Regions from separate parts of the Homo sapiens genome. Here region 2 is linked to region 1. Evidence: chromatin contacts called from ENCODE Hi-C or POLR2A ChIA-PET data. All regions are on one chromosome and are shown on one strand. The core of a region is the stretch at or near the end of the contact, and the rest is flanking DNA. Distances in the headings are between cores, read along the strand shown. Region 1 overlaps GARS1-DT (GARS1 divergent transcript). Region 2 holds the start of LINC01176 (long intergenic non-protein coding RNA 1176).

Region 1 (7,667 bases), core at 2,041-4,540:
TTCCTGTGCCTTGAACCATGACAAGAGGAGGAAGGAATTCTTAACCAGACCCATTTAGGATTAAGTAAGTTTTTATTGGCTGGGTACGGTGGCTCACACCTATAATCTCAGCACTTTGGGAGGCTGAGGCAGGCAGATCACCTGAGGTCAGGAGTTTGAGACCAGCCTCCTGGCCAACATGGTGAAACTCTGTCTCTACTAAAAGTACCAAAATGAGCCAAGCATGGTGGCGGGAGCCTGTAGTCCCAACTACTCAGGAGGCTGGGGCAGGAGAATCGCTTGAACCCAGAAAGCGGAGGTTGCAGTGACCTGGGATCACACCACTGCACTTCAGCCTGGGCAACAGAGTGAGACTCCATCTCAAAAAAAAAAAAAAAGAAAAGAAAAGTTTTTACTGGGGGTCTGAAGACACAAGTTTTATTGGAGGTCTAAATGAACTCCTCAAACCTCCGTGATTTAGCAGGAGATGTGATAAGGGTAATCACCCCAGCACTTGGACCCATCTAGATTCAATACATTTACTGAGGCTCCAGAAGAAGGTCTTCACACCTTAGTTATGGATTAGAAGAAGTTAATCACTTACGTCTTTAGATGAATGCACACTTACATGTAGACATATGGCTTAGAAGGTATATAAACCCTGGAAAGCTTTGTAATTTTGAGTTAGTCTGGTGATATATTCCAGGCCTTCTCCCTGTACCCGGTTACAAAAATAAACTTCCTTCCTTCCCAGTTCAACTGCATCTTGTTATTGGGCCGCGAGAATCAGCAGCCTGACCCTCGGCTTGGACCAGGAACAACATGGTCTGAGAGAGCTCATCCCATGTTCCAAAGGGAGATTAAATGACAAATTAAGATACCCCAATAATAAAATGCCAACAATAAGATGCCCTACAGTGTAATAGAAACAATGTACCATTATGAAATTCCCAGTAGGAAATGAAAGCTCAAAGACTAAATTCACTTGCCATTTCAAGATAAAAAGAAAATTTCAGGTCCAAACTTTTTTCCTGCCTCAATTTCATATTCTGATCAGGCTCAGCCAGAGGATGTCTCAGTATTTAGACAGAGTGGAGGTTCCTGCGGCACCATCCTGGAGAGGTGTAACATTCTTTGGGTGGAAAAGGTGAACTCTGCTCTCATATGCTATCTACTTAAAGAGTCTGGAATTAATAGGGCACCAAAGATGATCACAGCTCTGTCTCCACATCCACCAAATTTAGAAACCAAATCTGATAACTAAGTCATTTATCAGAGACTCAGTGGTACCCAAGTGAGGAAGGGCCACTGGAGACAATCTTGTTTTTTTCACCGGGGCTGGAGTGCAGTGGCGCGATCTCGGCTCACTGCAAGCCCCGCCTCCCGGGTTCACGCCATTCTCCTGCCTCAGCCTCCCGAGTAGCCCGGACTATAGGGGCCTGCCACCATGTCCAGCTAATTTTTTGTATTTTTAGTAGAGACGAGGTTTCACCGTGTTAGCCAGGATGGTCTCGATTTCCTGACTTCATGATCCACCTGCCTCGGCCTCCCAAAGTGCTGGGATTACAGGCTTTAGCTACGGCGCCCGGCCATTCCCCTCCCTTTTCTGCTAGGCTCACTGAACTATTAACGAGCAAAAAGTAAACTTCCCTTTTCTTTGAGTTATTATACATTTGGGGTCTATTTGTTAGAGCAATGCGCTTGCCCTACTATACTCTCCCTGGGCCTTGTATGATGAAATTGGTAACAGCCACAAAAACTGCATCTGGGACACAGAAGGTGGTAGAGGGGAAAATAATCTGACTGACAAAGATTCTGTTTATAGGTGACTTTTTAGGATTGTGGAGTTAGGCAAAGCTGGGATCACTCACACAGCCTGATAGGGGATTTTCCTACGTGGGTGGGCTGACCTGGTGGTCCTGGTTACACTGCCCACCAGCCTTCTGGTGTCTCTACTAGGAGTAAGGTGCCTTCTCTTTCTCCTCCAGGACCCCACACCTCCAGACCCTGCTGAGGGAGGGCCACCCATTTCTAGTCCCAGCTCCTACTCTAACTATCTGTGTGACCTTAAACAAGGCCTTTCCCCTCTCTGGCCTCAGTATCCGCCTCTGAATAATGGGGCTGGGCCTGCCGACCTTCTGGCCCTTTTCTGCTCTGTGAGTTTGTGAACTTGTGATAGGGAGACAGGAGTCCTAGGAAGGAAATGGAACTGGTGATAGGGAGACAAGAGTCCTAGGAAGGAAATGGAACTTGTGATAGGGAGACAAGAGTCCTAGGAAATGGAAGGAGAGCACGTTTCACTCTGTCCAGCAGAGGGCAGCAGCTACCCACAAATCAACAGCTGAGCAAGGCCAGGGCTGTGTGGGAGCTATGCACAGGTTCTGCCTCCAGAAGCCTTCAGTGCCTGCCTCTGAGCCAGAGGGTTCCAAGCAGAAGAGGTCCCGCCCCCGGAGAGGGACCTCAGAGAGGTCCTCCAAGCCCCTCTCAGCTCTTACTTACGGCATCCCAGATGCCCTATTCCTCTTCTGCAGAGAGAAGGTGGTTCAGCCACTAAATGGTGCTGGGACCTCGCAGTTTGGTGGGAAGGAGGAAGCTTACTCAAGCAAGGAATATGAGACAGGCAAAAACCCACGCATAAGCCAAAAGCCCCTCCAAAGCGAGGTGTTGTTCCAGGCTGACAAGTGTCCAGCAGGGTGGACTTCAGACTCCCTGTTAGGAACTGAATTGTGTCCCCCAAAAAGAGAAAGTCACCCCAGGGTATGACCTAATTCAGGAAAGGTCATTGCAGATGCATTTAATTAAATGAAGATGAGCTCATGCTGGAGTAGGGTGGACTCTGAACCCAGTGGGACAAGCGTCCTTATTAAGAAGAGGGAAATCTGGACACACACAGAGCAGAGACCGCCGTGTGAAGATGGAGGCAGAGATCGGAGAGATGCTGCCACACGCCACAAATGCCTGGGGCTCCCAGAAACTACACGGAGCCTCCCCCAGCGGCTTCAGCAGGAGCATGGCTCGGCCAACACTTTGATCTTGGTCTTCCAGCCTCCAGAACGGTGAGTCGGTGAGTTTCTGTGGTTTAGGCCCCCCAGTTGTGGTTGTTTCTTACGGCAGCCCCAAGAAACCAATACACTCCCCCGTCCACTTTCCACGGCAGAGTTTGGGCGTCACTGAATCCCACCTCCACAGCAGGTTTTGCTTGGACTGCACAGTATTTATTGATGCTGCTGTTGGTTTTAATTTCTAATGTGTGTGCCTGTAGCTGTACCACTCCTCCTGATGACTCACCTGGCTCCTGCGGGCATCTGAGATGTGGTTTCTGCTCCACACTTCCTGGGGGAGCAGAGGAACTCCTCAGCCTCCTCTCAAACTTCTCTCAGGTTGTGCTGTTCACTCCCTCCCCAGGCTTCCGGTCCACACGGACAGCTCTGACCCCGAGAAGATTCTTTGTCTTAGACAAACATCTGCCTCCCTGTAACTTCGGTTCACCGATACTTGCTCTGCACTCCAGGGCCATACAGAACCCCTCTGCTCCCTCTGCCCTTAGCCATTGGCTCCTAGGAGACACTAGCTTGTCCGGCCGTCGCTTTAAACTGTCTAGTTCCAACTCCCTCAGAACTTCCTCAGTGATGCAGTTTCCTGACGGTCATATTGCCTGGATAAGCTCCAGTATGTTCAACTCCCTCTGTGGTTCAGCAACCAGGACTAAACAGGATTCACCTGATGCACATTCTAACCAGAGTCAAGAGGGCAGAAGCATCGCCTCCTGCGTTCCAAGCTCAATATCTCAATTGTAATCCCCACATGTCAAGGGAGGGGCTTGGTGGGAGGTGATTGGATCATGGGGGTGGTTTGCCCCATGCTGTTCTCATAATAGTGAGGGGTTTCTCACGAGATCTGATGGTTTTATAAGGGGCTCTTTCCCCTTTGTGCACCCTCTCTCTTTCCTGCTTCCTTGTGAAGAAGGTACTTGCTTCTCTTTCTCCTGCCAAAGCATGACCTTATAATTGTAAGTTTCCGGAGGCCTCCCCAGCCATGCGGAACTGTGAGTCAATGAAACCTCTTTCTTTTATAAGTGACCCAGTCTTGGGTATTTCTTTATAGCAGTGTGAAAATGGACTAACACAGATATTTGGCAGGCATCCAGTAGTCTTCGATAAACACAACCACCATCTAGTGGCCAGAACAGCCTTATCGGACCCCACTGTCTGCAATGAAAAGCTGTTCCTTTCCTCATCCTTTACAGGGCCAAGCACCCAGCATCCTGGGACAGTGGCCCCGTGTGCCCAGCTTTGAGGATGAGCTCATGCCTGGTTGCTCTGGGTGGAGAGAGGGAAGAGTTGAATCAACATCCATATGTATAAATCTCCTTTTGTGCATTTAGAATCACGTCCTTAGAATAAATTGCGATCAGTGGCATTACTGAAGCAAATTGTATCAAAAATGCAAAAAAGACCCATTTTTCCAAATTGTTTTCTAACAAGGAAGTCATATTGTTTGCTTTTTGATACTGTTCTTTAGAAAACGATGCATGAGAGTTTTACATTTCATATAGTGTGTTCTATTTATTTTATACTTTGCAATTTCTGTAATTTTTAAGCACTGTTCTTCCCATACTAGAGGCTCTGCTCTAACTATTCAACTTTTGTTTGTCCTAGTTTTCCTAAAATTCCCTTTTCCACTGGTGTGTGGTGCAAGATGAGGCACATTTTCCATGGATGGTGAACAGAGGGAGGAGCCTTTTGATCACAACCAGGTCACCCCACTTCTAAGCCACTGTGCCTCCAGCCCCACAAGACTAAGGAGAGAGAGCGCAGCGTGGTGGAGAGTGAGCTGTGCTGGGACCATTGTTTCCGTAACCTCGTTTTCTGTGTCCAGCTGACACACCTTCAAAGTGGCATCAGGTCCTAAACTGTAGCTTGCAATGTGCCTGTTTCCAGAAACCAAGGTGAAAGTGCTTTTAGACAGTGTTCCCATGCAAGAGTCCCTTCCCAGCTTTTTTCTGGAAATGCATGTTTCTCTGAACTCTGAGTCCCAAGAAAAATCACTTGAGACACCAAGAAAATGGGGGAAGTGCTAAAATTGTGTGGGAATTCAAGCTTAACAATAAACATCAAGACATTTTTGATAAAAATGAATCCACTGACATCGGGGAGGAGCAAGAGAACAGCACGCTGACACTGGGTCAGAGGCTAAGACCGACATTTCTGGGAACCACTCCCGGAAGGGCACAGAGGAGACGCTTTCAGCCTCTCATCAGCCAGCCTGGCCTGTAGCTGCTGCACGTTATGAGTGTGTTCCTGGCATGACTGCTTCTAACAGTGAGTTTTCTGGCAAATCAAATAAATACTAATAAGTCTGTATGCACATTATACTTTATACAAATCCTATGAGTGATGTTCCAGAAATAACAAGTTTTGAAGGCAAAATAAGTCCTTAAATTGGCAACTTTGACACATAATTCCATGTAGTAGTTAATCTTGCTAGAAGATCCCAATGTTGTTATTCTAATACAATCTGATAATGTTCACTGGCATTTTCCACTGTTGGCATCTTTACTATAGCCTACAGTTGTTTGTTTGTTTATTTGAGATGGAGTCTTGCTCTGTTGCCTAGGCTAGAGTGCAGTGGCGTGATCTTGGCTCACTGCAACCTCCCCCTCCCAGGTTCAAGCAGTTCTCCTGCCTCGGCCTCCCTAGAAGCTGGGATTACAGGCACGTGCTACCACGCCCAGCTAATTTTTGTATTTTTGGTAGAGACGTGGTTTCATCATATTGGCCAGGCTGGTCTTGAACTCCTGACCTCAGGTGATCAGCCTGTCTCGGCCTCCCACACACAGTGCTGGGGTTACAGGTGTGAGCCACGATTCCTGGCTGCCTACAGTTCTTTGTAAAGCAGACAAAATAGTTTCATTTTTTAAAGAAATGAACATATATGAGGCAACCTGTACCTAACTTAGGAGTTCAGAAATTCCCTGGACTGCCTATACATTTTGGTTTCTCATTCCTAATTCCCAAAGATTAAAATCTGTCAGGAATTTGGAAACATTGAATCACAGGCCAAAATAGGACCATGTCTCCATTCATTCATTCATTCAACAATTATTTATTGAGCGCATGCTATTTTTCAGGCACTGTGCCACATATTGAGAATAGAGTAGTGAGTAAGACAAAGTCATCACTTTAGGGAGTTTATATTTTAGAGGAGAGAAAGACAAATGAAAGTGTTTAGGCTGGGCATGGTGGCTCACACCTGTAATCCCAGCACTTTGGGAGGTCAAGGCAGGTGGATCACCTGAGCTCAGGAGTTCAAGACCAGCCTGGGCAACAATCCCATCTCTAACAAAAACATAAAAAATTAACCAGGTGTGGTAGCACATGCCTGTGGTCTCAGCAACTTGGGAGGCTGAGGTGGAAGGATCTCTTGAGCCTGGGAGGCAGAGGTTGCAGTGAGCTGAGGTTGTGACACTGGACTTCAACCTGAGTGACAGATCCCATCTCAAAAACAACCCTGGGCCGGGTGTGGTGGCTCACACCTGTAATCCCAGCACTTTGGGAGGCCGAGGCAGGAAGATCTTGAGGTCAGGAGATTGAGACCATCCTGGCTAACATGGTGAAACCCCGTCTCTACTAAAAATACAAAAAATTAGCTGGGCATGGTGGCGGTTGCCTATAGTCCCAACTACTCGGGAGGCTGAGGCTGGAGAATTGCTTGAACCCGGGAGGCAGAAGTAGCAGTGAGCCGAGATTGCACCGCTGCACTCCAGCCTGGGCAACAGAGTGAGACTCCATCTCAAAAGAAAAAAAAAAAAAAAACTCAGAACTATTTAATACAATGTACTGGCAAGCGGTGATGAGCACTATGGAAACGTGAAGCAATGTTTGAGTGCAGCGAGTGAAGCGGTGCTGTTTTGTTTGTGATTGTCATGAGGACCCCTCAGAAGAGCAGAGAGCTGAATGCAGTGAGCATAGAACCTTACTGAGGCCTGGGCAAGGCTCTTCCAGACAGCAAACTGCCCTGAGGCAGGACTGTGTTTGGCGTGTCCTGGAAACAGGAAAGAAGCCAGGGCCTCTGGAATGTGGTGAAGGAGAGGGAAAAGTAGTAAATGAGGCTGGAGAGAGAGGCAGGGGCCAGAACATACAGGGCTGTGTAAGTCACATTGAGTTCTTTAGATTTTCCTGTAAGTGTGGATGGGAAGCAGTTGGAGGGTTTTGAGGAGGGGTGGTGTGATCTGACCCGCATTTTAGAATCATCCCGTTGGCTGAAGTGTGGAGGAAAAAAGCAGGGGGCAGAAGTAGAGGTGAGGGGCAGCCAGTTAGGAGGCTACAGGAGTAGCCCAGACCAGACAGGAGGGTGGCTCGGCCCTCAGAGATCTTGGTGGGGCAGATTAGAGAGTGATCAAGTTAGAGCTAACAGGACTTTTTTTTTTAGACTGGGTCTCGCTTGTTGCCCAGGCTGTAGTGCACTGGTGCAATCATGGCTCACTGCAGCCTTGACCTCCTGGATCAAGGTATCCTCCCACCTCTCAGCCTCCCAAGCAGCTGGGACTATGGGTGCATGCCACCACACCCAGCTAATTTTTGTATTTATGGAGATATGGGTCTCACCATGTTACCCAGGCTGGTCTTGAACTTCTGGGCTCAAGCCTTCTGCCTGCCCTGGCCTTCCAAAGCATTGGAATTACAGGC
Region 2 (7,667 bases), core at 1,927-4,426, 170 kb after region 1:
TCTATAGGTTCAATGCAATCCCAATCAAAATCCCAGTAGGAAGTCTGGTAGTAATTAATAGGCTGATTCCAAAATTTATATGGAGGGGCAAAGGAGCTATAAAAACTAAAACATTTGAGGAAAAAAAAAATAAAGCTGGAGGACTCACACTACCCAATTTCAAAACTTACTACAAAGCCACAGTAATTAAGACAGTATAGTCATAAAGAAGGGGCAGACACAGATGCAGAAAAGAAAATTCAGAAATAAATCCACACCCATGAATAACTGATTTTAAACAAGGTGTAAAGATAATACAGTGGATAAAGAACAGTCTTTTTAACAAATAATGCTAGAATAAGTGTATATACATACACAAAAACAAAAACAAAACTCTCCACCCATTGCTTGCACCACATAAAAAAAGTAACTAGAAATGGATCATACCTTAACTGCAATACCTAAATCTTCTACAACAAGAGTTAGCAAACTAAGGCTCATGGGCCAAATCTTTATCTGTTTTTGTAAAAACAGTTTTACTGAACACCTATTCATTTATGTATTTTATGGCTGCTTACATGCTACAACAGTGACTATGACCTGTAAAGCCTAAAATATTTTCTATTTGGCCCTTTACAGAAAAAGTTTGCTCACCTCTTTTCTAGAAGACAGATCTTTGTAACTTTGGGTTTACCAAACATTTCTTAGATTTGACACCAAAAGCACAATTCAAAAAAGAAAAAGACCCAATAAATTGAACTTCCATCAAAATTTTAAATGTCTGCTCTTCAAAAGACATTGCTAAGAAAACAAAAGAACAAGCCAGACTGGGAGAAAATAGAAAATACTTGCAAGTCATATATATATGTATATATATATGACATATATATATATGTATATATATATGACATATATATATGTCGTATATATATATGACATATATATATGTGTATATATATGACATATATATGTATATATGACATATATATGTATATATGACATATATATGTATATATATGACATATATATGTATATATATGACATATATGTGTATATATATGACATATATATGTATATATGACATATATGTATATATATGCCATATATATGTATATATATGCCATATATATGTATATATGCCATATATGTATATATGTCATATATATGTATATATATGTGACATATATATGTATATATATGACATATATATGTGTATATGACATATATATGTATATATATATGACATATATATGTATATATATGACATATATATGTTATATATATGACATATATATGTATATATATACATATATATGTATATATGACATATATATGTATATATTTGACATATATATTTGACATATATATATTTGACATATATATATATTTGACATATATATATATATATTTGACATATATATATATATATATATAATTTTTTTTTTTTTAAAGACAGGGTGTCACTCTGTCTCCCAGGCTGAAGTGCAGCAGCACAATCATGGCTCACTACAGCCACAACCGCCCAGGTAGCTGGGACAAAAGGCGTGTGCCACCACCATGCCTGGCTAATTTTTTGTATTTTTTGTACTTTTTTTTTTTTTTGTAGAGATGGGGTTTCACCATGCTGCCCAGGCTTGTCTCGAACTCCTGGGCTCAAGCAATTTGCCCACCTTGGCCTCCCAAAGTGCTGGGATTACAAGCGTGAGCCACCACACCTGGCCAAAACCATATTTTTGATAAAGGATTTGTATCAAGAATATACAAAGAATTCTCAAGATTCAGTAAGAAAACATACAATCCAGTTTTTCAAAAATGTGCCAAAGGGTTGAATAGACACTTCACTAAAGAAAATATACCTGTAGCAAAGAAGAATATGAAAAAATACACAACATCATTTGCATTGGGAGAATGAAAATGAAAAACACAATGAAATGCACCGTATACCCAAGTCAAAACAAAAAAATAGCAAAAACATCAAAACTGCAGACAATATCAAATTCTGGTGAGGATGCCAATCACCTGGAATTTTCATACATTTTTGGTGGGAATGCAAAGTGGCACCACCAGTTTGCAAACCTGTTTGGCAATTTCCTACTAAGTATATATACATATTTATCATATAACTAGCTATCCCACTCCTAGGAATGTACTCAAGAGAAACAAAATCTTTGATTCACATAAAAACTTCTAGGTGAGGCCGGGCGCAGTGGCTGACGCCTGTAATCCCAGCACTTTGCGGGACAGAGGCAGGCGGATCATGAGGTCAAGAGATCAAGACCATCCTGGCCAACATGGTGAAACCCAGTCTCTACTAAAAATGCAAAAATTAGCTGGGCGTGGTGGCATGTGCCTGTAATCCCAGCTACTAGGGAGGCTGAGGCAGGAGAATCACTTGAACCTGGGAGGCGGAGGTTGCAGTGAGCCAAGATCGGACCACTGCACTCCAGCCTGGCGACAGAGCGAGACTCTGTCTCAAAAACAAAACAAAACAAAACAAAAAAACTTCTAGGTGAATGTTAACAGCAGCTTAACCACTGTCACTAAAAACTGGAACCAACACAAATCTTCCACTAGTAAATGGATGAGTAAACTATGGATTGCCACTCAGCAATTAAAAGGACCAAGCTGCTGAATACACATGACAACATGGATGACTCAAATGATTATGCTAAGTGGAAGAAGCTGGGCTTCTGTGATTTTCTATTCTCATTCATATTCAAGTTGCTTGGGTAACTTGTAATCTTTATCGCTTGCCACACATTATTCTTGAATAAGTATTTAACGGGAGTCTCCTGACGCTTGAGATGAGCCCTCTTCCAGAGAGATCTTGCTGTGCTTCTGCCGAATTCAGATTTTGAGAATCCTTGGCCCAACCAGCTATGTATATTTGAGAAGCTAATCTTCAGGGAAGCAGATATGCACAGGCCTTCCAGGGAAATTGTATTTTCTATTTCTTTTCCTCCCTGCTCCAAGAGCACCAAGGTAGCCACAGTTCATTACAACTGCTGGGAAGAGGGCACTGGGTTCAGCTCTGACTCCTCCTTACCTTTAGCTCCTTGTTATCCGATTCCTGTTGGTAGGGTCTCCTGCAAGCACACTGTCTTGCGTGGGCTCTGTGCTTTAACATGTTTTCTTGGCTCAGCCAGGCCACAGAAACAGCAGACAAGTGTTTGTGGTATCAGCAACTGCTGTCTCAGCACAGGCAGCTTTTTGTTCCAGTATTCCATTTCCCTCCCTGGTTATAGACTTTTATCCAAAAACTGGCCTGGAAGTTCAATGTTTTTTTAGTTCTTCACTTAAAAAAAGCCATTATTTTGTTTCTTCAAGTTTTCATAACCAGCCATCACCAGAAACTGGAAGTCCAAACATGCTCTTATTATTTAAGTAATTGGTGTACATGGTATAAATTCACGTCTTACAGAAAGATGCACAATGAAAAAAAGCAGCCTCTCCATGGCCCCTCCTCCCAATTCCAGTCCCACCCACTCCAAGTAAAGCAAAAAGTGCTTTAGTTGTATTTCTAAACGTTCCTACAACAGATATCTATTATTTTGCAATGGGAAAAATTTTACTTTAAAACATCCCCGGAACTTCTAATCTTCTGATACTTATAACCTCCATATCTCCAAGTAACATCTTTCTCTGTCTCTTGGTTCACAAACTCCTATGTCCAATATCTCCCACCTAAAAATGATGCCCTTTATAATCCCCTTGAAAAAGTGGAGTATACTTACCTCCTTGCCACAATCCCAATATGTTAGTCTTATTATTTCTTAGCTTACTGAGTGCCAACTATGTGCCAGGCAGTGCTTTAGAACCCATGGATACAATAGTGATCAAAACTAACAAAGTCCTTGACTTCACAGTGCTTACATTCTGGAAGAAGAGTGACAATAAACAAACATAAGATTTGTCAGGTAAATGTTATAGAAAAATAGAACAAGGTAAAGGAAACAGGGAATGTAGGGGTGAGGGCAGATTCATGAACTTATTTTGTATTGTATAGTTAAGGAAGGGCACTCAGATAAGGCGATATCTGAGCCAACGCAACAAAGGAAGTGAAAGAGGAAGCCTGTGGATACTTGGAGGAATTGTTATAGGCAGAAGGAAGAAGTGCCAAGGCCCTGACACAGGGGCTTGCTTGCCTGGTGTATTCCAGGAATAGCTTCAGGGGAACAAGTCAGGGGTGAGCAGGAGAAGATGAGCTAGAGAGGCAGGAGTGAGTGGCATGTACATGTCTGTGTGTATGCATACATGCACACTCCGGATGGCTGAGGGTATTTTAGGTCATGGTAAAGACCTTAGCTTTGGCTCTGAGTAAGATGGGAGCCAAGGGGGATTTTCAGCAGAGTAGTACCATGATCTGACGCTGTATTTGTTAACTTATAATGACCCCTATATTCCTTGATCCATCAACTTTAGACCAAAATGTTCATCGAAACATTTTTTGTAACAGTAAAATATTGGGGGAAATTATTTGACCACAAGCATTGTCTAAAGATATTATGGTACAACTACGAAATGGAATACTATGCAAATACAAAACATGATAAATGGAATGTTAGAAATGTGGTTCTAAAATACCACATATAATGTTATCCTGTGAATATATATGCATTGAAGAGTATGGAAAGACATATGCCAACAAATAAGGAGAAAAAAGTCTCTGGGGAGATGGGAAAAGGAGAAATATGAAGGTATTTTTTCCTTTGTGCCTTGTGTTTCCAAAAGTTCCTACAACACATATCTATTATTTTGCAGTGGGGAAAATTTTACTTTAAAACATCCAAGGCCAGGCGTGGTGGCTCACGCCTGTAATCCCAGCACTTTGGGAGGCCGAGGGGGGTGGATCACCTGAGGTCAGGAGTTCAAAACCAGCCTGGCCAATGTGGTGAAACCCTGTCTCTTCTAAAAATACAAAAATTAGCCTGGTGTGGTGGCGGGCGCCTGTAATCCCAGCTACTCAGGAGGCTGAGGATGGAGAATCGCTTGAACCCGGGAGGTGGAGGTTGCAGTAAGCCGAGATCGCGCCACTGCATTCCAGCCTGGGCGACAAAAGTGAAACACCGTCTAAAAAAAAAAAAAAAAATCCAAAAGATTAGAACCATAAACTAATCATTTTCTTTGTTTTAAGCTCAAAACAATTATATACAGCTCCTATGAGAATAATCAATACTGAATATCAACAAACTGACACGCATGTGGCTACCAAGTCTCTAGAATGACCCACTGAAATTCAGTAAAAGCTTAGAGAGCACAGGGTTAACTGCCATGCTGCACTATTTCCCCTCTTACTTGAACAAAGTAACACTTGCTGATGTAACTGTGCTTGCCAAGTTTTTGATAGTAAGTCCATCATGTCTCGTAACTTCAAAGAGTCTCAAAAGTGTCAAGATCCTAAGACAGGAAACTTCTGGTAGCTGACAATGTCTGGTTAATAGGGGGTTTGGTGAAAGCACAGGCAATGGGCACAGTAGAGAAGCAAGCAGCAAACAATGGAGATGTCCAGGACCATCCTGGCACGTGTTCTCCAGCGTTTCTAGGAAAGGTCTCTGGTCTAGTTATCAACCGCTGTGTAACAAACCATCCCAAACTTAGTGAGATGAAACAACAATCATATATCATCTTCTCTCACAATTCTGGGGATTGACTGGACTCAGCTAGGCAGCTCTCCCTCAGGTCTCTCATCCAGCTCTAGCCAGATGGTGGTTAGGGTGGAATCATCTAGAAGGCTTCCTCACTCACATGTTTGGTGGTTGACGTGGCCAGGGCTTTCTCACACAGCATAGAACCTTGGTTCCACGGAGAACCTTCCTGAGAGAAAGCCAGTTAGAAGCTGTATTACCTATTCTAACTAAGCCCTGGAAGTCATACAGCATCACTTCTGTTGCATTCTGTTAGTTAGAAACAAGTTACTAGGGCCAGTTCATACTCAAGATGAGTGAAATTCAGATTTTGCTTCTTTTTTTTTTTTTTTTTTTTTTTTTTTTTTTTTTTTTTTTGCAGATGGAGTCTCACTCTGTCCCAGGTTGCAGTACAGTGGCATCATCTCCGCTCACTGCAAACTCTGCCTCCCAGGTTCAAGCGATTCTGCTGCCCCAGCCTCCTGAGTAGCTGGGATTACAGGTGTGCACCACCACACCCAGCTAATTTTTGTATTTTTAGTAGAGACGGGGTTTTGCCATGCTGGCCAGGCTGGTCTCGAACTCCTGACCTCAGATAAGTGCTCCAAAGTGAGAGCCATCACTATTATTTGCATAATCTCATTTACACAAACTTGATAAAAGCATAGTATCAAAAGGCTGATGTGAACTGCTTCATTAATAGTCTTATTTTCATCATCATTAGGTGCGGTCCACCTATGTCCCTGGCATTAGATGACTCCACAAAGTTTTATTTTATATTGAATTATATTCGCCTACTGCCTTTTTTTCGAGACAAGATCTTCCTCTGCTGCCCAGGCTGGAGTGCAGTGGCGCAATCATGACTCACTGCAGCCTCAACCTCCTGGGTTCAAGTGATCCTCCCATCTCAGCCTCCAGAATAGCTGGGACTACAGGCATGCCCCACCAATGCCTGGCTAATTTTTAAATTTTTTATAGGGATGGGGTCTCACTATGTTGCTCAGGCTGCTTTTGCACTCCTGGGCTCAAGTGATCCTCCTACCTCCCAAAGTACTGAGATTACAGGCATGAGCCACTGCGCCCAGCCTATTGCCTTCTTTTTAATTCATAATTTCAGAGATACTAATGGATGTCTTTCACACAACACTTCAAAAGAAGTTAACACTCTGAAAAAATACCACAATAATTTTCTAAATATTCAGTCATTGACTTAAATATTTATAGATGACTATTTTGTGTCAGAATCTTTTCTGGGTTCTGGGATACTGCAATGAACAAGACAGAAAAAAATCTCGCTTTCATCGAGTCCTCATTCTAGTGGGAGAAGGGAGATAAGATAAACAAGGAAACAAACATGATGAGGTAGGCAGTGCTAAGTGCTAAGAAGTTTAACAGGGAACAGGATGCAGAACAATGGGGGTGGTCTTCTTCTTTAGACAGAATGATCAGAGAGAGGCTATTTTATAAAGATGGGGTGGCCACAGGCGGCCTTTCTGAGGTGTGAGATTTATGCAGAGGTCTGAACAAAGAAAGAGCCAGCCAAATGAAGATGTGGAGGAAGAGCATAAATATTATAATACAAAAAACTGTATCTCACTATTAGTTCTTATTCCAGCACTAGTTCAATGGGACTTTAAAGCAAAAATCCACTTGCTAAGACACAAATCTCTCAAACATATTGGGCAGAATAAAAAGTTCTGCAGTTTTAAAAAGCTGCTGTTATAATGGATGGATTAAATGTTTTTAAATATGAACCACATATAAAAGTACCAGGAGAAAATACAAGTGAAAGTTTATGTAAACTTGAGATGGGTAAAATCCTTCTAAGCATGACCACAAAGTTCAAAAACATACAGCAAAGATTGAAAAGTGTGATTACTTTTATAAGAAGGCAAAAATATTGGACAGCAACAAAATACCCAAAAACACCACAAGAAAATACACTGCCATGAAGATTCCAAGATAAATGGCAAACTGAGAAACACATTTGCAACATATATTAACAGTCTAACACTAAAAATATATAAAAATAAATCACTAAGGAAAAAAAGAACAGGCAATAGT

Evidence for each region. A loop is a pair of places that touch in the nucleus more often than their neighbours do. ChIA-PET counts read pairs that join two places held with the same protein, here RNA polymerase II (POLR2A). Pooled maps may share reads with other maps.
Region 2: a pooled map shows a loop between it and region 1 (2.3-fold over the local background). The contact joins the promoter of LINC01176 here to the enhancer-like site in region 1. A Hi-C loop is called at or near these places in 1 of 168 maps with a recorded cell type or tissue (OCI-LY7), 3 of 37 single-sample maps with no recorded cell type and 10 of 50 pooled maps. POLR2A ChIA-PET finds 5 or more read pairs at or near these places in 1 of 52 experiments (B cell).

Annotation. Positions count from the first base shown.
Region 1 is chr7:30,559,099-30,566,765 of GRCh38, reverse strand. GARS1-DT (GARS1 divergent transcript) reads left to right here. Exons shown (of 7, transcript NR_038889.1): 4 at 2,768-3,035; 5 at 4,638-5,300. Among named protein-coding and RNA genes, the nearest start is that of GARS1-DT, 15 kb to the left of the region's middle. RefSeq lists an enhancer at 2,138-2,187. Within about 2 kb of position 3,290, at least 7 of the 41 ENCODE cell types and tissues checked have a DNase peak (open chromatin) inside an H3K27ac peak, as active enhancers do.
Region 2 is chr7:30,386,394-30,394,060 of GRCh38, reverse strand. It overlaps LINC01176 (long intergenic non-protein coding RNA 1176), which reads right to left and starts at 3,176. Exons shown (of 3, transcript NR_108081.1): 1 at 3,026-3,176. RefSeq lists an enhancer at 2,376-2,994.